Regions from separate parts of the Homo sapiens genome. Here regions 1 and 3 are each linked to region 2. Evidence: read pairs that join two places in POLR2A ChIA-PET (ENCODE). Cell type or tissue: A673. All regions are shown on one strand.

Evidence for each region. Peaks named below come from ENCODE experiments on the same cell type or tissue, not always from the same donor. Only the 100,000 strongest peaks of a DNase experiment are listed, where the experiment ranks them.
Region 1: POLR2A ChIA-PET joins it to region 2 with 11 read pairs; 6 of 35 experiments call an interaction of 5 or more read pairs at or near these places.
Region 3: POLR2A ChIA-PET joins it to region 2 with 10 read pairs; 8 of 35 experiments call an interaction of 5 or more read pairs at or near these places.

What each region holds. Positions count from the first base shown.
Region 1 is chr22:42,997,659-43,005,658 of GRCh38, reverse strand. The region is part of intron 1 of PACSIN2 (protein kinase C and casein kinase substrate in neurons 2); the gene reads left to right. Among named protein-coding and RNA genes, the nearest start is that of PACSIN2, 13 kb to the left of the region's middle. RefSeq lists a silencer at 1,119-1,218 and an enhancer at 3,913-4,092. In A673, no CTCF peak of the experiment used is centred here; no DNase peak of the experiment used is centred here; H3K27ac peaks cover 1,077 bases.
Region 2 is chr22:42,645,737-42,653,736 of GRCh38, reverse strand. CYB5R3 (cytochrome b5 reductase 3) reads left to right here and starts at 4,345. Exons shown (of 9, transcript NM_000398.7): 1 at 4,345-4,442. The coding sequence starts at 4,422. RefSeq lists silencers at 3,865-3,964, 4,275-4,464, 4,485-4,834 and an enhancer at 3,357-4,170. In A673, no CTCF peak of the experiment used is centred here; a DNase peak (open chromatin) is centred at 4,246; H3K4me3 peaks cover 1,332 bases; H3K27ac peaks cover 2,794 bases.
Region 3 is chr22:43,102,976-43,110,975 of GRCh38, reverse strand. It overlaps BIK (BCL2 interacting killer), which reads right to left and starts at 226. Exons shown (of 5, transcript NM_001197.5): 1 at 173-226. RefSeq lists an enhancer at 1-159 and a silencer at 107-276. In A673, no CTCF peak of the experiment used is centred here; no DNase peak of the experiment used is centred here; H3K4me3 peaks cover 892 bases; H3K27me3 peaks cover 509 bases.

The sequences.
Region 1 (8,000 bases), 350 kb before region 2:
CCCAAAGTGATTTTATCCAGTTCTATTTAAAAATCCTTCCAGAACTTTTTGGACCTTTCCTTGGTGACTCGGGGTCACGGGTGTAGTCGCAGGTCATTGGTGTGGGTGAGGCCTCCTGCCCTGGCCCTGCATGGACTCCCCTCATATCCTGGCACTTACAGGGCCTGTCTTTCTCCCCACCACCTTTTGTAAGCTGCTGTTGGCACCTGGCCCTTTTGTTGGGGTAAGGGCCTGATGATGGTCATATCCTCCCTGGGTTTTGAGGGCAGCCTTGCCATGCAGAGAGGCCTTGCTCTCTTCTGGGTTGGTAATTCTCTGCCTGAGTTTAATGTGATGGATTCTAGAAAGCCTGACCCTGGGGTGAAGGGATGTTGCTTGACTACACGTAGTGACTCAGGATTGGAAGGGAGTACTGGTAATGATAGCTTATCCCTAGGTGATGGGAAATAGGACTTAGAAAGCAAATGATAAAGGTGTGAGCACTGCTCACCTGTGTGAAATTGTATTAAGATAACACGCAGCAGTGATAGTTAAGGCTTTAGAATTATAGGAAGTTTCTCCTTGTTTTCCACACAGTACCATTGCCCTTTTACTTTTAGATTAATGTTTAAGTAATAACTTTGTAATTAAAATAAGTATAAATAAAAAGAGCTTGGTTGTCTAGGCATTTGCATTTTACCAAGAAGCTTTCCATAGCCCTCATTTTGTTTTCAGGACAGCCTTGTTGATTTGTTTCCCTTTTCATTGTTTAGAGGAGAAAGAGAGTCAGAGCTAAAGGGGTGAGTGGTTTTGCCTGAGGCCACCTGCCAGGACCCCATATGGGCCTCTGAGCCCAAGCCCAGAGCGCCCAGGGAGGCCTGTGACGGGGCCTCTGCCTGGACCTGCAGGGTGGTCTTTAGATAGGATCAACTGTGTATTCTGAAGTTTCCTATTGAATGAAATGAAATCTTCTTAATGTAAAGTGATACCCAAACCGTAGTTTGTGAGCATTTTCATGTTTTAAACTGCATTTGTCTTTCATTATATTAAATTATGTTGTCGCCAACCGAGCGTGCCAAGATCATGAATTGTGGTCTTCAGAGGAACCACAGAGCAGGCAGTGCTCCCTGTACAGACGTCCAAGCCCGCTATTAGTGGGTTCTGTAGCTGTCTGATTGGCTGGAGCTGGCTGCCTGCTCGCCACTTAGCTCGCACGTGGTGATGCTTTAATTAAGCAATTGCGACCTTTGCTCCTGCAAATGTGTCATCAGATAAGGAGACTGGGCATGTGCCACCAAGGAGGATGTGCGTGGGGGGTGCAGAGTCAGTGGTGAGGGGCTGTCTGCACAGGCCCCCATGTTCTGAAGTTTCTGAGGGACCATTCAAGAAGCTTTACATTCCTGCCCATTTAATTCTTGCAACCAGATAGTGTTCTCTCCACTTGATCCATCAGTAAACCTAAGCTCAGAGAGATTCAGTGGCCTTCAGAGGGTCACCATCAGAGCTGGTGCTCTGCCTACCGAAGCCCACACTCATTTCACCTCCTCTGGCTGGCTGGAATAAGTAAGTTGTGAATCACTCTCAGATGTGAACATCTTTAAAAGATAATTAATCTTTCTCCCCCACCTCTGAGAAACATAGACATGAGGGAGATTATGTGTGTCCTTTGCTTAAGACGGCATCTATGTCTGTAACTAACTTGGTTTCAATAATCTGAAAGTTTACAACCATTTACACAGCAGGGAGATAAGGGCACAAAAGGGAGAGCTGCTGGGGTGCGGTCAAGGCCGTGGGTGACTCGCTGGTACACCCACCCCATGATGCATCCCACGTGGGACAGGAGGAAGATTCCAGAGGCCCTGGCTTAGGAGTGCCTCATCTTCGGCAGATGCATTTTAAAAGGCATCTTATGCTGTTAAAGAGCAGGTAGACAAGGGAGAAGAAATTGTGTTTCTGTAGAGGACTGCACTTTGTAAAATTGCGAAAGGTCTTCACATTTTGTCAACGTTGTGATATCACATAAGAGCATTTGCTCAGGTATATTAGAGCAGATATTTGTTTTGTTTTGTTTTATTTTGAGACAGAGTCTTGCTCTGTCGCCCAGGCTGGAGTGCAGTGGCGCGATCTCGGCTCACTGCAAGCTCCGCCTCCTGGGTTCACACCATTCTCCTGCCTCAGCCTCCCAAGTAGCTGGGACTACAGGTGCCCGCCACCACGCCCAGCTAATTTTTTGTATTTTTAGTAGAGACGGGGTTTCACCGTGTTAGCCAGGATGGTCTCTATCTCCTGACGTGATCCGCCTGCCTTGGCCTCCCGAAGTGCTGGGATTACAGGCGTGAGCCACCGCGCCCAGCCGATATTTGTTTTTATGCTTGGGATAATCATCACTTTTGTGTCAAATGACTTCTTTTTTGCTTTCTTTAAATCTTTTAAAAATTGAAGGTTCAACATAGAAAACAATGTTCTGAGTAAAAAACTCTTTGTAGTTTACCTTCCACGCACAAAGTGGTTTTTGTGTATCTTGATCAAGTAACCTATTCCCTGCCAACTTTGTACCAAGCTTCAGAAGAGGCAAGAGAGGTACGTTGTCTCTGTCCTGCCTCAAGGCAACACTTCGAGGTTGTTAGTTTGAATGTGAGGAAGCTGTAGGTAGTGAGATCAGGTGCCTAGTTCAAGGCCATCCAGTTTGTAGATGGGAGAGATCTGGAGCTTGAACTGACCTCGCTGTTTCCTTTTCAATAACTGACATTGTTATAATTGTATTATTCAGATTCACTTAAATATTTTCTCAAGTATTTTCCATGTTTTACCTTCATCTTCAAAAAGATTATTAATGGTTATATTATCCTGTTGACGTAATGAGATTAAAACATTCCCTAGTGCTGGACATTTTAGGTTATTTCCACTTTTTTGCTAATGTAGATGAATTTGCAGTTTATAATTTCATCCTTTTTCATCTGTGTAATTAGTTCCTGGGGATAAATTCCCGAGAATAGAAATCTTGTATTAAAGGGTATGAACACCTTAAGAGTGTTTTGAAAGCCTGTCTTGCTGCTTGTAAGTGTATTTTTCTGATTTTTTGGGTGAAAAAATGGGGATTCTTTCTCTTTAAAGTGCCTGCCTTGGCCTTTAGAACTTCCAAGTATCTGTGAGATAAGAAAGTTCTGTGAGGGTTTCTTAAATGAGTCACATTTCCTTCCTAAGTTTCTGGATATCATTTTACTTGAATTGGTTGCCATACTTTGATGAGCAAGGAACGCTGTTTTAGAAAATCCTTACTACTTGATGATTAATCCTTGGAGCTAATGTTCCACGTTCCCAAGGTTGTGAGTGCTTATGGCCACATTCCTGCATCAGCTCAGCCATCGCGGTAGGTATCTCACAGACCTTCTCTAGCTTTCTTTTCCTCACTTAAGGGATGCATATTGGAAAGACTCTGCAGGGTTCTTTCTGCCAGGCAGCCTGGGGGTCGTGTGGTCCTTTAGAGTTCATCTCTAGCTTCTAGATGCTGCTCTCATGGGGGTTCCTGGCTCTGTTCATCTCCAGAGACAAGCATCTCAAAGGGAACCTGGGAAGTTTATAGCACTGGTGCTTGCTTGCCTTGTTTGCTTGTTTGTTTTTCTGTTCTGGTCTGCTGTGGAACTTGTCACCATGTCCCCTCCCCATGGACTGACTTTCCTACCCTCCACTGTCCCTTAGGTATTCACTCTCAGACTGAGTGGTGTCCTGTTTTCCTGGTGGCTCATTTGCCAGGGTCTGCAAAGGACAAGGTGCTTAGCAGGGACAGAGAGGGGCTCCAGGTGGGGAGCAGTGGTCAGGCCAGCTGACCTTAGTGCTTACCCCTGGGTCCCCTCCCTAGAATTCCTGCGATGCCTCCACCATGTCTACCCTCTCCCCACAGGGGCTGTTTCCCTTTTAGTTCTCTTGCCTTACTGTGGGCAAAAGCTTACTTTTCTTGGTTCCTCTTATCCCAGCTAAGAAAAGCTGATGTTCACAACAAAATGAAGAGACTTGACTACCCAGGAAGGTAGACATAAGAGGAAACAGCCACAAACAGCACAGGCATACAAGTGTCTTGCTTCCCAAGCACAGGCAGGTTTTTGTGCCCACACTTCAGGGCTCGTCTGACTGCACTGGCTCTGCCAGGCGCTGCCCAGCTTCCTGCTTCCCCTCCCAGTCCTGCTTCTTCTGTCAGTAAAACAAAATTTTAGAGTGATGCTTTGCTTGATGCTTTGGGGGCTGCATTTTTATCACAAGTGTGGAAATTGTACTTTGCTCTGGTTTCTACAGATGCCTAAACATGTCTAGGTTGCTGTTGCCTTGGCAACTGGCTGAGCTGTTGGTTGTGTGTGTGGTGAAGGTTCTGGCAGGGGCTTCATGGAAGCCTCTGGTCATCCTTAGAGCTTTTCAGCTAAGCTGGCGGTTACTCCCAAGCCCAGAACCATATGCTCTTAGCTCCCCTTTGTCGTTTGGAGCTTCCCATTTTATTTCCCTGAGAAATCCCTGCTCAGCTGCCCTAGACTTGGGTGGGTGGTATGGCATGGCATGGCATGCACTGATAGGGCTGATTTATTTCGAGACTGGATTTTTGGTAACACAAGACGTGATTCCATAGCAGCCCTTGGCCTAAGTTTTATTTGAGGTCGGACGGGGCCCAAGGGCTGCTTGTGCTCTCCCTTCAAGTGCCTTCTGCTTTTTAGGCCTGGGGTGCTTGTTGGGGCCCAGAGCTGGGCCTTGCCTGAGAGTCACGCAAAAGCAGGGCCTTCCAGTACTCCAGAGGGGTACTCCTGACCACCTGTAAGCCATGGGAAGAAAGTCAATGTGATTGGATCACGGCAGTGCCACACAGTATGTCTCCTTTTATGAAGACTGAGTGAAAGGATATAATCAATTCCAGTTTTATCCTTTGTTATTTTCTTTAATGCTTCTTGTATTTCCTTTTGGATTTATTTCTTTTCTTCTTAGTCTTGCAAATGTGAGTCTGAAGTTGCTGATGTGGGGGTTGGGGCTGACTCATCACCTCCCCTTATAGCTCAGACAAGTCACCTTCCTTAAAGTTTTTTGGGTGTACGCTCATTTCCAGAATTGCTATTTTGGGCCCATGCTTTTCTCTCTGCTGCCTCTACTAGGAACTTGCAGGTTCACGAAATTTAGAAATAGTTTAACATAACATGAGCTCTTACTAGTAAGTAAAGAGGTGAGTAGAGAGAGAAACCTCCTCCAATCCTCCAAACCCTCCAAAAGCCTCATGTTAGCAGTGTGATTGGTGGAGGTGGAGACAAACTCAGTCCATTGGGAACTCGTGGGGTTACCAGGTGGGAGAGGGGAGTTCTCTCCTTGGGGTAGAGTTGGCAAATTACCAGTCCCCACAAAGGCTGCAAAGCCCTGCTACCCACTCCCTGTGCATCCTGCTGTCCAGGATGGCTGGCTTTTGGGGTCCTGACCTGGAACCCGGGTTGCTTTTCCCCATAGGAGGGCCTCTGTCTGGAGCAGAGGTTCAGGGAGAAGCCTCTGGCATGTTTTGGTCTTGGGCCGGCCCCGTCCATTGGGGCTACAAGTGCCTGCAGTGAGCTGTTGTTAGTAAGGAGCTCTGCAACCAGATTGCCTGGGCTTGAATCCCAGCTCTGAGATTGGTTGTGATACCTACCTCACCTTTGAAATGGGGATCATGATAGGATTGTTGTGCAGATGGGATGCATGAATGTGTGCCCTGCACTTGTGATGGCATTGCCCTTAGAGAACTCCATTGTAGCACAGCCATCGGTGCCTCTGAGCCTGCCAACCATCTTGCCTTGGGACTCTTTGATTCCCACTTTACAGTTGAGGAAATAGGCTCAGAGAAGCTTAATATATCTTCAGATCTGGGTCTGTCTCAGGGTTCTCTCTTCAAAGCACTGGTGGTCCCCCACAGTGGCCCTGTCTCCCCAGCAAGTTAGGGAGTGACTGCCAGGGGACTGCTCCATCAGTCCTGTGCCCACCAGGCATAGTCTGTAGACAGCATTTTTTTTTTTGAGATGGAGTTTCATTCTTGTTGCCCAGGCTGGAGTGCAATGGCATGATCTTGTCTCACGGCAACCTCCGCGTCCCGGGTTCAAGCGATTCTCTTCTTCAGCCTCCCAAGTAGCTGGGATTACAGGCATGTACCACCACGCTGGGCTAATTTTGTGTTTTTAGTAGAGACAGGGTTTCTCCATCTTGGTCAGGCTGGTCTTGAATTCCCAACCTCAGGTGATCCACTGGCCTTGGCCTCCCAAAGTGCTGGGATTAGAGGCATGAGCCACCACGCCTGGCCTGTAGACAGATTTTTTAATGCCTCCGTACACACACATACACACACACATTAGACATTTATATGTTACTGAAATGGGAGAGTTCCCTGGACCCCTTCGAGGTACTTGGGACAGGGGTGTGGCTGGTTTGCTTAAACCACTTACAGGAGGGGGAGCATGCAGGTGAGCAAGTACAGGGGCCGAGGCGAGCACTTTTGGGCTCTGGCCCCACAGCAGTGTCTAGGGTTGTTACAATGCTCTTTTAGCCCTCCTGTCTGAGGACGGCTTAAGTGTTAAACGGCTTAAGAGTCAGTGTGACAGCCTTTTTGGGTTCAGCATCCCGAATTATCTGGCGTCCAGGAAGAATCAGGTCACATGGACTTGAAGGATGGTGAATGCGGGATTTTATTGAGTGATGGAGGTGGCTCTCAGCAGGATGGGGAGCTGGAGATGGGATGGAGTGGGAAGGTGATCTTTTCCTGGAGTTTGGCCATTCTGCAGCCGATCTCCTCTTCAACTGCCCCCAGCTCAACTCCTCTCGACTTCCTCTCTTCTCTCCTCTGCCACTCTTCTGCTCCTGGATTCTGGGGTTTGGGGTTTTATATGGGCACAGGATGATGGGGGACATGGTGGGCTGAAAGGCAACATTTGGGTGCGAAAACAGGAATGCTTGTTCTCATTTAGGGCCTTGGGTCCAGGCTTGAGGGTGGGGCTCTCACCAGGGACCCTGCCCTTCTGCCTCGTGTTTGTATCATTACTATATATAAATGATGCTGTGATTATGATTAACAAAATACCAGTTTACTTTAAAACTTGAATTTACAGTAGCCTTTTGTCATCTGGAGTTTCTAAATCATTGAATGTGAAAAATACTATTATTTAGGGATCTAGCAACCTTATTGATCTTTAAAAGGCTTAAGTTCAGAAAAAGTTTATTGTTGCCCTTTTCTTGCTCTGTGTTTTGGTGTCTGCCCTTCTGTCTGTCTGGCATCTGTGCGAGTCATGCGTCAGGGCATGTTGGGGAGATGGAGGCCAGTGTGGCTGGGTTGAGTTATAAACTGGAAGCAAGGTTGGGAGCCCAGAATCCAAACCAGGTTCAGACTGGGAGAATATCTGAAATCCCTGCAGCAGCAAAGAAGGTTCCTATATTCACGGTCCCTGAAGGAATTTTGCTGGGTCCCCAGGTTCTCTGGGAGCATTGATGTGTCTCACTCTCATGGTACCAAAGACTTTCTGTTTTTATTCATCAACTTCCTGTATTTCCTTCTGCTCCCTCCTTAACCTGGGGTTGGCTCTAGTTTCAAAGTTAATTCTCAAATCCAAACCTCAGACTTAAAGGCTGGTAACTGCCCTTGGATATGTTTGGGGCTGGCTCCTGAGAAACCTCTTTTCCAGGAAAGCTCTGGCCTGTTAGATTTTGCTCTGTAATTTTACTGCCTTGCTCACCTAACGGTGGTCACTGGTGTTCTGAGACACGTGGGTGGAACTCAGCAATGTTTCTTCACTTGTATTTTTGTTTGTTTGTTTTTTGAGACAGAGTCTTGCCCTGTCGCCCAGGCTGGGGTGCAGTGGTGTGATCTCAGCTCACTGCATCCTCCACCTCACGGGTTCAGATGATTCTCCTGCCTCACTCTGCCTCCCGAGTGAAGTAATAGCTGGGACCACAGGCATGCGCCACCATGCCTGGCTAATTTTTGTTGACCTGTATTTGGATCTTATATTTACATGAGAATTTCATGCAAATAGATTCTT
Region 2 (8,000 bases):
CCGGGGCTGCCTCACAGTCAGCACCTTGCAGGAGGTGAGCAGCCCCCATGAGCTTCAGGGGAGAAACCTACCCCTCCCTTTCCAAAGAAACTGGACCCCCAACTTCCCTCAACCTGCTCTGCTGACCACACTGGGGAGACATCCCTACCTCCCTGGGTGCAGGCAGGATTAGACCTCAGGGTAAAAAGGAGGGCTCAGAGCAAAAACGATATGTTATTTTATTTTATTTTTTTATTTTATTTTTTGAGACAGAGTCTCGCCCCGTTGCCCAGGCTGGAGTGCAGTGGTGCAATCTCGGCTCACGGCAACCTCCAACTCTCGGGTTCAAGCAATTCTCCTGCCTCAGCCTCCTGAGAAGCTGGGACTACAGGCGCCCTCCACCATGCCTGGCTAATTTTTGTATTTTTAGTAGAGACGGGGTTTCACCATGTTGGACCAGGCTGGTCTCGAACTCCTCAGGTGATCTGCCTGCCTTGGCCTCCCAAAGTGCTGGGATTACAGGTGTGAGCCACCAAGCTTGGCAGAAAAAAGGACATTTTAACAGTGTCCCCTGGAAAGCAGCAAGTTCTGGGGCCTCACTTGGCTGTTGCAAGCAGATCCAAACCCCAGAAAGGAAATGTGTTGGGAGCTGAGGCCCAGATCAATAAATGGGCAAAATAAACACCCTTGGCACAGTCCTGTGCCAGGGTTGGGGGCAGCCAGAGGACAGGATTGCTGGAACTGGGGACCAAGCCAGCTGGAGGGTATGGACAATGAGGGGTCTCCAGTGACCCCATCTTTTTTTTTTTTTGAGAGAGAGAGAGAAATATGCAACTGGACAATTTGTTAGCTTTTCTTTTCTTTTTTTTTTTTTTTTGAGATGGAGTCTCTCTCAGTGGCCCAGGCTGGAATGCAGTGGTGTAATCTCAGCTCACTGCAACCTCCGCCTTCCGGGTTCACGCCATTCTCCTGCCTCAGCCTCCCGAGTAGCTGGGACTACAGGCATCCACCACTATGCCCGGCTAATTTTTTTTGTATTTTTAGTAGAGACGGGGTTTCACCGTGTTAGCCAGGATGGTCTTGATCTCCTGAACTCATGATCCACCCGCCTCGGCCTCCCAAAGTGCTGGGATTACAGGCGTGAGCCACCGTGCCCGGCTAGCTTTTCTTTTCCTTTTTTTTTTTTTTGAGTCTCAAACTCCTGACCTCAGGTGATCCATTCACCTCAGCCTCTCAAAGTGCTGGGATTACAGGCGTGAGCCACTGCGCCTGGCCTGTGTGTTTTTCTTTTCCTCTTTTTGTTAGTTTTTCAATTAAAAAAAGACACCTAACCCATGTAGTGTCATCTTTCTACAACCAGTGTTCCCATGGGGGTAAAACTATTCAGATTACTTGCACGTAAAAAATAATTTAACCTTTAGCATGAAAATATGTGGCAAAACCCAGAAAGATCCATCATGAATCCAAGATACTTTCAGCAAAAAGTTATACCAAAATAAATAAAATAAAATTGAAATAATGCTTAGCTGATCCCAAGTCAAGATTTACGTTTGTATTCTATGGCAGTAGGTCCCTCCCTCCACACTGCCCCCAGAGTTCCCTCTTTAAAACCAGTAGGTGAGCTGGGCACCGTGGCTCACGCCTGTAATCCTAGCACTTTGGGAAGCAGAGGCGAGTGGATCATGAGGTCATGAAATCGAGACCATTCTGGCCAACATGGTGAAACCCCGTCTCTACTAAAAATACAAAAACTAGTTGGACATGCTGGGCGTGGTGGCTCACGCCTATAATCCCAGCACTTTGGGAGGCCGAGGCAGGCAGATCACCTGAGGTCAGGAGTTCGAGAACAGCCTGACCAACATGGAGAAACCCTGTCTCTCCTAAAAATACAAAATTAGCTGGGTGTGGTGGCGCATGCCTGTAATCCTCGCTACTCGGGAGGCTAAGGTAGGAGAATCACTTGAACCTGAGAGGCGGAGGTTGCGGCGAGCCGAGATCGCACCATTGCACTCCAGCCTGGGCAACAAGAACGAAACTCCGTCTCAAAAAATATAATAATAATAATAATAATTAGCTGGGCATGGTGGCACGCACCTGTAGTCCCAGCCACTAGGGAAGCTGAGGCAGGAGAATCGCTTGAACCCCGGAGGTTGCAGTGAGCCGCGATTGCAGTGAGCCTGGCAACAGAGCAAGACTCCGTCTCAAAAAAGAAAAACCAACCAACCAACCAAACAAACAAAAAAAACAGTAGGTCAGGTGGGTGGGTAGGCAGACGGGCATGGTGGCTCATGCCTGTAATCCCAGTGCTCCGGGAGGCTGTGGTGGGAGGATGGCTTGAGCTGCAGTGAGCTGTGACTGCATCACTACACTCCAGCCTGGGCATCAGAGCGAGATCTCTTCTCTGGGTAAATAAACCCAGTGAGTCACTCCCTCAGCTACCTAGATCCTGCAGGGCTCCCCATTCTCCTTGACATTCCAGTTCTTTCCACCCGGGGCTCCACATTGCCTCCCCAACGTCACATCACACCCCAGCTCGGCTGTATCAGCCCCTCTAACCTTGCCCATCAGGCCTCTGTTCACCTGTCTCCACCTCCAGGCCCTGCCAGCAAGGCGCTTCTCCCTTTCTCTGCCTGGTCTGTGCCACGTTGCCTGAACACACAGCCCACCCCATCCCCTCAGAGCACCAGGAGCTCACATCTGGGTCCAAGACCCTACCAGGAGAGCAAGGCAAGAGAATGACGCTAAGGCCCAGCATGAGCCTACACAGAGAAGGTGCCCACTGTCTGTCAAATTCATCCATTCAACAAGTATTTAGGCTGCTCATCGTGGCTCACGCTTATAATCCCAGCACTTTGGGAGGCCAAGGTGGGAGGATGGCTTGAACCCAGGAGTTCCGGACCAGCCTGGGCAACATAGTGAAACCCGTCTCTACAAAAAAATGCAAAAATGGCCGGGCGCGGTAGTTCCCACCTGTAATCCCGGCACTTTGGGAAGCCGAGGCAGGTGGATCACCTGAGGTCGGAAGTTCGAGACCAGCCTCACCAACATGTTGAAACACCGTCTCTACTAAAAATACAAAATTAGGCCGGGCGCGGTGGCTCACGCCTGTAATCCCAGCACTTTGGGAGGCCGAGGCGGGCGGATCACGAGGTCAGGAGATCGAGACCATCCTCGCTAACACGGTGAAACCCCGTCCCTACTGAAAATACAAAAAATTAGCCGGGCGCGGTGGGGTGCCTGTAGTGCCAGCTACTCGGGAGGCTGAGAATGGCGTGAACCCTGGAGGCGGAGCTTGCATTGAGCCGAAATGGCGCCACTGCATTCCAGCCTGGGGGACAGGGCGAGACTCTGTCTCAAAAAAAAAAAAAAAAAAAAAAAAAAAAAGATTAGCTGGTTAGCCAGATGTGGTGGCACATGCCTGTAATTTCGGGAGGCTGAGGCAGGAGGATCTGTTGAACCCTGGAGGCGGAGTTTGCGGTGAGCCGAGATCGCGTCAATGCATACCAGCCTGGGCAACAAGAGCGAAACTGCGTCTCAAAAAAAAAAACAATTAGCCGGACGTGGTGGCATGTGCCCAGCTACTCAGGAGGTTGAGGCAGGAGGAACACTTGAGCCTGGGAGGTTGAGGCTAAAGTGAGCTGTGATCAGGCTCCTGCATTCCAGTCTGGGCAAGAGTGAGACCCTGCTTTACCAAAAAAAAAAAAAAAAAAAAAGGTATTTATTGAGCACCTACTATATGCTAGGCTCTGTGTGGCTAGGCTCTGGGGATGTACGGGACTTCAAACCAGATAGGGCCTTGCCCTCCGGGAGCGCACAGTCCACTGGGATGGGGTGGGAGTGGGGGAAACACGCAGGAGGCCTTCAGCTAAGTGGGACAAAGATCACTCCACAGTGGGACAATGGCGTGGGGAGCGGAGGCGCCGCCGGCGAGGAGGCTCCGGGCGGGCCGTGCTGAGACCGCAGCATTTAACCCGGCCCGAGGCAGCTGGGAACAGTGCTGCCCAGGGAACTACAAATTCAAAGGCCCGGGGAAGGGCCGCGCTGAGCAGCTGCAGGCACAGGCCCAGGCCAGGCCAGGCAGGACCGGCCCCTGCAGTCTCGGAGGCCGGGGGAAGATTCCGCCTCTTATTCTCGCTCCCATCCGGGGGGCGCCATCTTGCTTCCTTTATGGCGGCGAACGAGGCCCAGAGAGGCCACCGTCCCGCGCGGGGCAGCACAGCGGCGGGAGAGCTCGGAGCGCAGAGGGCCGCATCCCCAGTTCCCAGTCTCCATCCCCGGCAGAAGCAGGCGGAGCGACCCGGTCCCCGCCCCCGCGCCCGCCCCGCCCCGCGCGCCCGCCTGGCCCCTCGGCCCCGCCCCTGCTCCGGAGTGACGCGGGCCCGGGCGCGACGGTCTCGGCGGCGGCGGCGGCGGCGACAGAGCGAGCGCGGCGCGGGGCCACCATGGGGGCCCAGCTCAGCACGGTAGGCGGGGAGGGGGCGCCGGGGCCGCGGGGCGTCGCGAGGGACTGGGACCCGGCGGCGAGGGGGCGGGCTGGCCTGCGGGAGGTGACGCGGGACCCGGGCCGCACCCGGCCGCACCCACTTCGCCCGCCCAGCCCGCCGCGCCCCACCCCACCCCACAAGGGCCTGGGCGAGCTACGTGGTGACCGCTACTTACGCCCTGGCAGTCTGCAGCGGGGACCCAGCCCTCCTGCCCGGGGGGCGCGCCAGAGCCCAGCACCCGGGGGCACCTGGGCCCTGCCCTGGCCGCCGTGGGGCCTTGGCTGCTGGAGGGACCCGTGGTTGTGAGCGTGTGTGCCGCTGAGTGTGAGTGTGTGAGCGAGCGTGTGAATGGCTTGAGAGTGAATGTGTGTGTGAGTGTGACCGTGGGTGTGAAGGGCGGGCATGGAAACGTGTGATGGGGTGTGTGTGTGTGTACGGGAGTATGTGAATGGGCGATGTCACTGACTGCGACTGAACGTGTGTGTGTGTGCGATGTCACTATGTCAGAGGGTTTTGCACGTTTAGCAACAAGGAACAGAACCCGGATGACACGGGGGCATCCTCCCAATGCTCAGTGGGCCAGGCTCCCATCAAGGCCAGGCTCCCACTGACCCTGCAAGCTGTGCTGGGGACCTCACACTTTGCGGTGTCAGTGCTGTTTGCCCCATTTCACAGATGGGGAAATGCAAACTAGTCTTGGCCACCGTCCCACAACGCTGCCGCCGGAAGGAGCCTGCTCCATGGGGTTTCAAAGTCCACTCTGCTGCTGTCACTCCTGGGCTGGCCTAGAGCCACCTTCCCTTCCCCCCAGGCCACCTCCTCTCCCCAGTTTCTCAAAAGTTGACCATGGTGAGGCTGGAGGCTTGAGTCTGTGTGGACATGTGGAGGCTGCGGCTGCAGAGGGCAGCTCTCCTGTCAACTGTGACCCGCTAGGCGTGGGGAGGCTGGCACAGGAGGAATCAGCCCAGTGCTCCTCCACCTCCACCTCTACCTCTATGCCTGGCATCTGCCACTTGGAGGGCACCTGGGTCCTCCCTCCTTGGGGAGGACCTGGAGTCTCCTCCTTGGGGATCCAGGCAAAAGGCCTCTTGGCTTGGGTGGTTGCTAAGGAAAGTGTGGCCCAACCCAGAACTTCGGGATGTTCAGACCCCAGGCAACCTTGGCCAGGGTGAACCTGTGGGCATCACCCCAACCTCCATGCAACACCCGGCCCATTTTTCCCCAGAAAGCATCTGCCTCCTTTATTGTTGAAATGTCCTGCCTGTGTCTCTAAAGCTTCCCCTGGTCTCCACCCAACCCTTCCCTGCTGTTTTTGGTGGTGTTCCATACCTTCCAGCTGGTGGTTGGATTTATGGCCACGTCCCCTGCACCTGGCTGCTCCATACATTTCTTTTTTCTTTTTTCTTTTTTGAGAAGAGTCTCTCACCCAGACAGTAGTGCAGTGGCGCGATCATAGCTCACTGCAGCCTCAACCTCTTGGGCACAAGTGATCCTTCTACCTCAGTGTCCTGAGTACAGGCACGTGCCAATATGCCTGGCTAAGTTTTTTTTTTTTGAGATGGAGTCTCTCTCTGTCACCCAGGTTGGAGTGCAGTGGCATGATCTCAGCTCACTGCAACCTCCACTTCCTGGGCTCCAGCAATTCTCCTGCCTCAGCCTCCCAAGTAGCTGGGATTACAGGCACTCGCCATCACACCTGGGCTTCGCCATCTTGGCCAAGCTGGTCCCGAACTCCTGACCTCAGATGATCCACCTGCCTCAGCCTCCCAAAGTGCTGGGATTACAGGAGTGAGCCACTGTGCCTGGCCTAATTTTTTGTATTTTTAATGGAGACAATGTCTTGCTATGTTGCCCAGGCTGGCCACAAACTGAGCTCAAGTGATCCTCCCATCCCAGCTCCTCAAAGTGCTGGGATTACAGGTGTGAACGCCGTTCTTGGCCTCATTCCATATATTTCTGTTGAATGGCTGAGCAGTCCTCTGTAAGGGGCAGAGCACTGCCTGGGAGTCGGGAGACCTCCACCAACCCTCCCCCGCCCAGCCCCATCTCTCCAAGGGTGGGTGGGGATTACCCTTTGTGGGTGCTGCTGGGATCCTCGCTTGGCCCAGAATGTCTCCAGCACATTCTGAGCCAGGCCTCCTGGCTTACGGGCTCCCCACAGTCTGGAGGAGGCTGGCTGGGGGCCTGGTGCTCTAGGTGTCTTATCTAAGACATGCAGGCCCCATGGGAGGCCTCTCCCAACACTTTGTGGGATCCAGGCCAGGGGTTGGCCCTGGAGTCTGCCAGCCACACTGGGAAAACATTGGAGCTTGGTCTGCCATCCTGAACTGTGGTTCCCCTGCCTCCCAGCCCGGCTGTGAGTGCTCAGCGACCCTGACAGGCTGACAGGTACAGTCTGCCGGGCTTTCCTACTGTCCCTGGCAGCCCCATGCTTACTCTGCGGCCCAGATCCCAGCTCTGTGTCCACCTGTTCCTTCTCCTGGGTTCCCTTCCCCCACAGTTCCCAGCCAAGCCAGAGCCCCCCACTGCAGAACTTCCTCCACTCCCTCCCACTTCCTCCCGGTTAGAACAGGACCAGGAGGGAGGTGCCGCTCAGATTCTGGCAGGACCGCTGGCGGGCAGGCAGGGGACAGGTAAGCAAGTCACCCGACTGGCTTGTCTAAGCTCCAGGGCAGGGAGCTGGCACCTGGGGAGGACCGGGCCTGCCAGGTCGGGGGCCCTGGCAGCTCTCTCTGCCCACCCCTAACCTGGCCTGGGCAGAGTGGAGGCCAGGGTCCCAGTGGGGAATTCCAGGGGTGGGCAGCTGCGCAGGGCATTCTATGTGTGGGGAGCAGAGCTACGCAGCCCCTCAGCTATGGTGCATGAGCTGGGGGCTCCCTGGGACTCTGGCACCCTGTGTCCCTCTTCCCCTCTGTGTTATTAGAGGCAAGGAGAGGCGGGTGATGGGTTCCCTGGTGGGGCAGAGCATGGCTTGTGGGCATTAGGTCAGGGGCTGGGAGGCAGCTGTCTCCTGGGCCCCCAGGTGGCTGGGGTGAGGTGGTCTGTGTGTGTGAGTGTGTGTGTGAGTGTGCACGCAGCACAGGTGAGGAGGCACAGGGGTGGGACCTTGGCCTCAGCCACCTGCCTTCTGTTTACTTGGCCCACTGCTGGTGAGGGTTGGGGTGGTGCTGTGGACGAGGACGGGGCAGAGCCTGTTCCAACCCGTGTGGGTAGGAAGAGAGTGCACCCCACCGTGTGAGTCTGGCAGGGCCTCTGGCTTTCTGGAGGTGAAACCTTCGCCCCTCCACTGCTCCTGGCTGTGGTGCGCCCTCTCTGCCGGTGTCTGTCTCCCCGTCTGGCTTGAACTCGGGCGGGGCCTCCTGGCCTGTGTCCCCTGCGTTGCACATGGGACCTGCCACCTCAGTGCCCACTGGGGTTTGTGGACTAAACGACTGACCGACGGTGATGGTCTGCCTGTGGCTGCCTCCCCAGATAAGAACTTTTACCTATAAAAAGCCCACCCCTTCTCTTTAGTGGCCAGAAAGTGTCCCCGGGCTC
Region 3 (8,000 bases), 460 kb before region 2:
TCGGAGCCGGAGTCCCGAGACGTCGCCCCGCCAGCGACTTGCTGGAGCGGTAAAACCTGGGCACGGCTCCCCACACTTCCAGCCGCTCGGCACCCGGGCCGCGGCCTGGGCGCTAACCGCCGGGCTCGAGCTGGGCGGAGCAGCGGGCGGCAGCAGGGTCGGGGGCACTCACCTGGCGGCGGCGATGCTGGCAGCGTCTGTAAGCCACCCGGGAGGCTTCGTGTCTGCGGCCCGGCTGCCGGCGCGGGACCTAATAGGCCCGGGCGCCCCGCCCCTCCCGCCCCGCCCGGGTCCCGCCCCTCCCCGGGAGCGGCCTCTCGCACCCCGAGCGCGGAATCCCGGACTGGGGTCTGAATGGCATTGGCAACAGAACCGCTACAAGTGCAGCCCGTTGGCTTGTTTACAGCCTCTCTGCCCCCTGCTGTTCTGCAAGCTTGTTTTGTCCCGTGCGTCGCTGTTTCCCCTGCGCCCAGCACGGGCGTGCACTCAGGGGTTTCCATCAATATCGGGGGGATCGATCCATTGACAGAATCTGGCCCTTTACACGGATGGCCTCCGTTCGAGCTCAAAGTACTCCTCGGTGCTTTTTTTCACGATCATTTTACCCACGTGGAAACCGAGGCTCCAAGAGGACGAAATGACTTAAATGACAGCGTGAAGCCAGCGTTCAAAGACGTGTGCTCCTTAGGCTGGCAGCTTTGGGATTTAGGTGTTTTAAAGCCTATTTCACAAATATGAAAACCGAGGTTCACATTTGGTTAGCAGCAGCATCCAGTGATCCATACCCGAAGCCAGGGGGCTGCCCCTCCACTGCCGCCCGTCCGCAGCCTTCCAGCTGCATGACACACCCACTGCCTTCCCCCTCCCGTCGGGGCTCCGGGTCCGCGAGAGGCGGGCGGGACTGGGAGGGATTGGGGGCAGGGGGCTCACGTGCAGACCTGGTGAGACGGACCCCACAGCGCCTGGCGGGGCGAACAGAGAAATCAGAAAGCTTCCAGGCGGGGTGGGCGGGTGGGCAGCCTGCTACGCGGGGATGGGTAGGACCTAACTCCAGCCCTGGGGTATATTGGGGGTGGGAGAAGGCAGAGCGCTCCTGGAATAACAAAGTAACAATTGTCCTGGGCACGGCAAAGCTTGTTTACTTCTGTCTTGATCCCCTCAGAGATTAGGGGAGGGGCAGGGACAGGGGTTCCCCTCCCCCAGCTCTGTCGTTTGCTACCTGTTGGGTACCCTCACTCTGTTCTTCCCACCTCTAGGGTAATTACTTCCCCTTCAATGTTCTCATCTGTGAAATGGACAACAGCACCTACCAAGAGCTGGGCTGTTGGGAGGAACAGAGGAGGTAAAGTGTGATAAAGTCTTCAGAGCCCCTCCCGCCTTCCGGGCTCTGGACCTTCTTTGCTTTTGTGGGGTTTTTTTGTTTGTTTTTGTTTTTGTTTTTTTGAGACAGAGTCTAGCCCTGTTGCCCAGGCTGGAGTGCAGTGGCACAATCTTGGCTCACTGCAACGTCTGTCTCCCAGGTTGAAGCAATCCTCCCGCCTCAGCCCCCCTAGTAGCTGGATTACAGGCGTGTGCCACCATGCCCGGCTAGTTTTTGTATTTTTAGTAGAGACGGGGTTTTGCCATATTGGCCAGGCTGGTCTTGAACTCCTGACACCAGGTGATCCACCGGCCTCGGGCTCCCAAAGTGCTGGGATTACAGGCGTGAGCCACCACTCCCGGCCCTGTAGTCTTTTCTTCTAGGGCCTCCAAACTACATCAACCCCTACAAAGCAGCTCGCCCTGACTGTGGCTAACAGCCACAGAGTGCCTTACAGTCAGGAGCAGGGAACCCTTCATAATGGGGGCTTCCCTCTGAATGCATTTTGCAGATGAAAAAATTGAGACTCAGGGAGGTAAAGCAATGACACGGGGTCTCATGGGTCCGAAAGACCTGATATATGTGAGATGCTTGCAGAGGGGTCTTAAGGCTGGAGGCACAGTGCCAGGTATGTAGGAGATGTTCAGTAAACATTAGCAGAAAAGATGGAGAAAGAAGGACCGTTTGGGGACACTGGATGATTCAAGGGCAGAGTGGGTGCAAATACAGTACTTATTTACTTTGCAAAATCCCAAGACAATATGCTGATCAAAAGGAGGAAGAGATGGCTGGGCATGGTGGCTCACGCCTATAACCCCAGCACTTTGGGAGGCCAAGGCAGGTGGATCACCTGAGGTCAGGTGTTTGAGACCAGCCTGGCCAACATGACGAAACTCCATCTCTACTAAAAATTAAAAAACTAGGCCAGGCGCGGTGGCTTGCGCCTGTAATCTCAGCACTTTGGGAGGACAAGGCAGGCGGCTCATCTGAGGTCAGGAGTTTGAGACCAGCCTGACCAACATGGAGAAACCCCATCTCTACTAAAAATACAAAATTAGCTGGGCGGGGTGGCACATGCCTGTAATCCCAGCTACTCGAGAAGGTTGAGGCAGGAGAATTAGGGAGGCAGAGGTTGCAGTGAGCTGAGACCACGCCATTATACTCCAGCCTGGGCAACAAGAGTGAAACTCTGTCTCAAAAAAAAAAAAAAAAAAGTAGCGGGTGTGATGGCACTCACCTGTAGTCCCAGCTACTTGGGAGGCTGAGGCAGAGAATTGCTTGAACCTGGGAGGCCTTGATTGCAGTGAGCCAAGATCGTGCCACTGCACTCCAGCCTGGGCAACACAGCAAGATTCTTCTGTCTAAAAAAAAAAAAAAGCTCACGAAGGAAACTGTCTTGGAGATGCATGATCGCATGATCTATTGAATGAAATGGCATGCTGTATAAATCACTGTGTCCATTAGAATCCTATATTCTTTAAAAATCCATGTATGGCTGGGCAAGGTGGCAGGTGCCTGTAATCCCAGCACTTTGGGAGGCCGAGGCAGGCAGATCACAAGGTCAGGAGATCGAGACCATCCTGACTAACACAGTGAAACCCCATCTCTACTAAAAATACAAAAAAATTTAGCTGGGTGTGGTGGTGGACGCCTGTAGTCCCAGCTGCTCAGGGGGCTGAGGCAGGAGAATGGCGTGAACCCGGGAGGCGGAGCTTGCAGTGAGCCGAGATTGTGCCACTGCACTCCAGCCTGGGCAACACAGCGAGACTCTGTCTCAAGAAAAAAAAAAAAAAATCCATGTGTGAAAGTCTGGAAGGAAATATAGCACAGCAAAATGGGAATAGTAGTCATCTCTGGGCATCATGAAGTTCATTACCAGGCACACCTAATCTATGGCGCTAGAGGTGACATTGGCGGCTCCCTCTCCAGGGTGAAGATGGGTATTGGCTGGGAAGGGGCATTATGGAACTTTCTGGGGTGACACAGATGGTGGCTGCAGGGGTGCATATGTATGCAAACAGCTGAATGCTTAGGAACTGTGCATGTTTTGGTATGTCAATTAAACTCAATACTAATACAGGTGTATTGAGTTTTTGTTTGTTTGTTTTTGTTTTGTTTTGTTTTTGAGATGGAGTCTCACTCTGTCACCCAGGCTGCAGTGCAGTGATGCCATCTCAGCTCACTGCAACCTCCGCCTCCTGTGTTCAAGAGATTCTCCTGTCTCAGCCTCCAGGGTAGCTGGGACTACAGGCATGCACCACCACGCCCGGCTAATGTTTTTTTTTTTTTTTTTTTTTTCTGTATTTTTAGTGGAGACGGGATTTCACCCTGTTGGCCAGACTGGTCTTGAACTCCTGACCTCAGGGAATCTGCCCACCTCGGCCTCCCAAAGTGCTGGGATTACAGGTGTGAGCCACCACGCCTGGTCCTATTAGTTTGTTTTTTTGTTTTTGTTTTTGTTTTTGTTTGGAGACAGCGTCTCACTTTGTCATCCAAGTTGGAGTGCAGTGCAGTGGCGTGATCTTGGCTCACTGCAACCCCTGCCTCCTGGGCTCAAGTGATTCTTGTGCCTCAGCTTCCTGAGTAGCTGGGATTATAGGCGTGCATCACCACACCCAGCTAATTTTTGTATTTTTAGTAGAGACAGGGTTTCACCATGTTGGCCAGGCTGGCCTGGAACTCCTGGGCTCAAGGGATCCGCCCACCTTGGCCTCCCAAAGTGCTGGGATTACAGGTATGAGCCACCGCTCCCAGCCGTGGTTTAGTTTTCTGCCTTGTGTTTTCATGTATTTTCCGGATTGTCTAGATAAACGTGCAAAAACATTATCTTTTTTTAGAAGAGGAAGAAAACTATGTTTGGTCTTAACTGAAGCCAGAGCCAAGCCAGAGACAATGCCAAATGCCTACCTTCAAGACAGTGGCAATGCAGGGACAGACAGAAAGTGACTGTGGCGTCAAGCAAGGGAAAACTAAGCGCCAGGCTCCCACAGAGGACACAAATATATCAGGGAAAGCTTCATGGAGGAGGAGATATTTGAGGGGAATTCAAAGAAGGGACTGGATTCCAACCAGAATAGAAAGGTGAATGTGGCCTAATTATCCTGTCGGTACTGGGGAGCTATGGAAGGACACTGAGCTGGAAAGGAACAAGAGGTTAAGGAATTGGAATCTAGCAGCCATGCGGAGGGGTATTGAAGGGAAAATAATGCCCATTGTCTCCGAGAGTGCCCAGGGCTCCTAAATAGAGGTATTGCAGCCTCCGTCCAACTGATTGGCGTACCCAGGCTGCCCCCCGACCCACAGCTGGCCAGCAGTACATCCGTCAGCTGGCATTCTGCACACCCAGCCTGGACTCAGCTCCGAAGCTGTGAGGCCCTCCATGGACAGAGCTGTTGTACATCCTCTGAAAACTTTTTTTTTTTTTTTTAAACTGAGTCTCGCATTGCCGCCCCGGCTAGAGTGCAATGGCACAATCTTGGCTCATTGCAACCTCCACCTCCCAGGTTCTAGCGATTCTCCTGCCTCAGCCTCCCAAGTAGCTGGGATTACAAGCGCCTGCCACCAAGCCTGGCTAATTTTTTGTAGAGATGGGGTTTCACCACGTTGGCCAGACTGATCTCGAACTCCTGTCCTCGTGATTCGCCCACCTTGGCCTCCCAAAGTGCTGGGATTATGGGCGTGAGCCACCGCGCCCAGCCCTTTTTTTTTTTTTTTTTCTGAGACATATTCTCACCCTGTCGCCTAGGCTGGAGTGCAGTGGTGCGATCTTGACTCACTGCGACCTCCGCCTCCTAGGTTCAAGCGATTCTCCCGCCTCAGCCTCCCAAGGCTCTGAGATTATAGGCACGCACCTCACGTCCGGCTAATTTTTGTATTTTTTAGTAGAGATGGGGTTTCACTGTGTTGGCCAGGTTGGTCTTGAACTCCTGGCCTCAAGTGATCAGCCCACCTCCACCTCCCAAACTGCCGGGATTACAGGTGTGAGCCACTGCGCCCAGCCTAGGAAACTTTATTACATTCCCAGTTTATCGGTGAGGAGACTGAGGCTTTGAGAGGCCAACTGAGCTGTAGGGTGGAGGGGCATAGACACTGCACCTGACATGAGGGGTGGAGGCTGCCCTTCACAGCTGTGTGAGCTTGAGCACAGCCTCGTGCATCAGAGGCTGTCTTTCCCACACTCTCTGGGAAATGGAGATTGCGATACACAACTCATAAGGATGTTGGCAGGATGTCAGACCCAATGCCAAGTGATCTTCACTATTGTCCGAGGCTGGTGGTGGGGCTACTGCTTCCCTTCTTCTCCTGCTTATTTTACTTTCTTCCACAGCACCTTCTGCTCTCTTACATATTTAGTCACCTGTCTATTTGCTTATTGTCTGACTCCCATCCCCCACTAGAATCTAAACCAGACTCATCCTGCGCCGCTCATATAGTAGGTGCTCAGTAAATAGCTGGGGGTTTTTTGGTTTGTTTTTTTGTTTTTTTGTTTGTTTTTTGTTTTTGAAACAGTTTCCCTCTTGTCACCCAGGCTGGAGTGCAATGGTGCAATCTCAGCTCACTGCAACCTCCACCTCCCAGGTTCAAGCAATTCTTCTGCCTCAGCCTCTTGAGTAGCTGGGATTACAGGCATGCGCCACCAAGCCTGCTAATTTTTGTACTTTTAGTAGAGACAGGGTTTTGCCATGTTGGCTAGGCTGGTCTCAAACTCCTGACCTTAGGTGATCTGCCTGCCTTGGCCTCCCAAAGTGTGGGCAGAAAGCCACCCAGTTGCAGAGGCAAGAGACTGAAGGCACAAGCTGTTCCAATATAATAAAGAAAATAGGATAAGAGAAAGTTATATTAGAAATAGGATATAGAGATGATTATATATGGATATTATCAATCATTAGTTTCTAGTATTAATCTTTGTATTATTATTATTATTATAATAACCGAGGAAAAACCAGGCCATACAGAGTCAGGAGCTGAAGGGACATTGTGAGAGGTGACCAGAAGACAAGAGTGTGAGCCCTCTGTCACACCCGGATAAGGGCCACTTGAGGGCTCCTTGGTCTAGTGGTAGCGCCAGTGCCTGGGAAGGCACCCGTTACTTAGCAGACCAGGAAAGGGAGTTTCCCCTTCCTTGGGGGAATTAGAGAACACTCTGCTCCACCAGCTCTTGTGGGAGGCCTGACATGACTCGGGCCTGCCCATAGTCATCCGGAAGCTTCAACGTCTCCCTGTGGTGCTGTGCTTCAGTGGTCACGCTCCCTGTTCACTTTCATGTCCCGCCTGTACACCTGGTGCCTCTTTTAAGTTCCTAGAAGATAGCAGTAGCAGAATTAGTGAAAGTATTAAAGTCTTTGATCTCTCTGATAAGTGCATAGAAAAAACGCTGACGTCTGCTATCCTCCCTCTCTGCTTTAGCAACCACAAAGGGAAAGGCTCCCTGTCACGTGGACACGTGACTTGCTTGACCTTATCAATCACTTGGGATGACTCACTCTCCTTCCCCTGCCCCCTTGCCTTGTATACAATAAATAGCAGTGCGTCCAGGCATTCGGAACAACTACCGGACTCCGTGCATTGGTGGTAGTGGCCCCCTGGGCCCAGCTGTCTTTCATACTCTCTCTTACTCTTGTGTCTTTCTTTCTATGTCTCCGCACACGACGAGAAAACCCACAAGGCCCAGTAGGGCTGGACCCTACGCCAAAATGCTAGGATTACAGGCGTGAGCCACCATGCCCAGCTGTATAGCTGTTGAAGAAATGCATGCATGTTGTGTGCATTAGGGCCAAAGAGACACATCTATTTTTGGGTGATTTCCTCCCTCTGTCCCTCTCTTGGTTCTTCCCCCCGATAGGCTTCTCCTTGAACAACAGTTAAGAACAACTTCTGGGCCGGGTGCAGTGGCTCACGCCTGTAATCCCAACACTTTGAGAGGCTGAGGCGGGCAGATCACCTGACCTCAGGAGTTTGACACCAGCCTGGGCTACGTGGTGAAACCCCATCTCTACTAAAAATACAAAAAATTAGCCAGGCATGGCAGCATGTGCCTGTAGTCCCAGCTATTTGGGAGGCTAAGGCAGAAGAATTGCTTGAACCCAGGAGGTGGAGGCTGCAGTGAGCCAGGATCGTGCCACTGCACTCCAGCCTGGGTGACAGGGTGAGACTCCAGCTCAAAAGCAAACGAACACAAAAGAACAGCTTCTGCTGAGGCTTCACAGCTTCTCTCTCTCTCTTTTTTTTTTTTTTTTTTTTTTTTTTTTGAGACAGAGTCTCGCTCTGTCACCCAGGCTGGAGTGCAGTGGCGTGATCTCGGCTCAATGTAACCTCTGCCTCCCCACTTTGAGCGACTCTCCTTCCTCAGCCTCCTGAGAAGCTGGGATTACAGGCACCCACCACCACACCTGGATAGTTTTTATATTTTTTATTGAGACAGGGTTTCACCATGTTGGCCAGGCTGGTCTTAAATCTTGACGTCAAGTGATCCACCTGCTTCAGCCTTGCAAAGTGCTCAGTTTATAGGCATGAGCCATCGTGCCCAGCCCTCTCTCTCTCTCAGTCTCTCTCTCTCTCTCTCTCTCTATATGTATATATATGTGTGTATGTATGTATATATGTATATATGTGTATATATGTATATATGTGTATATGTGTA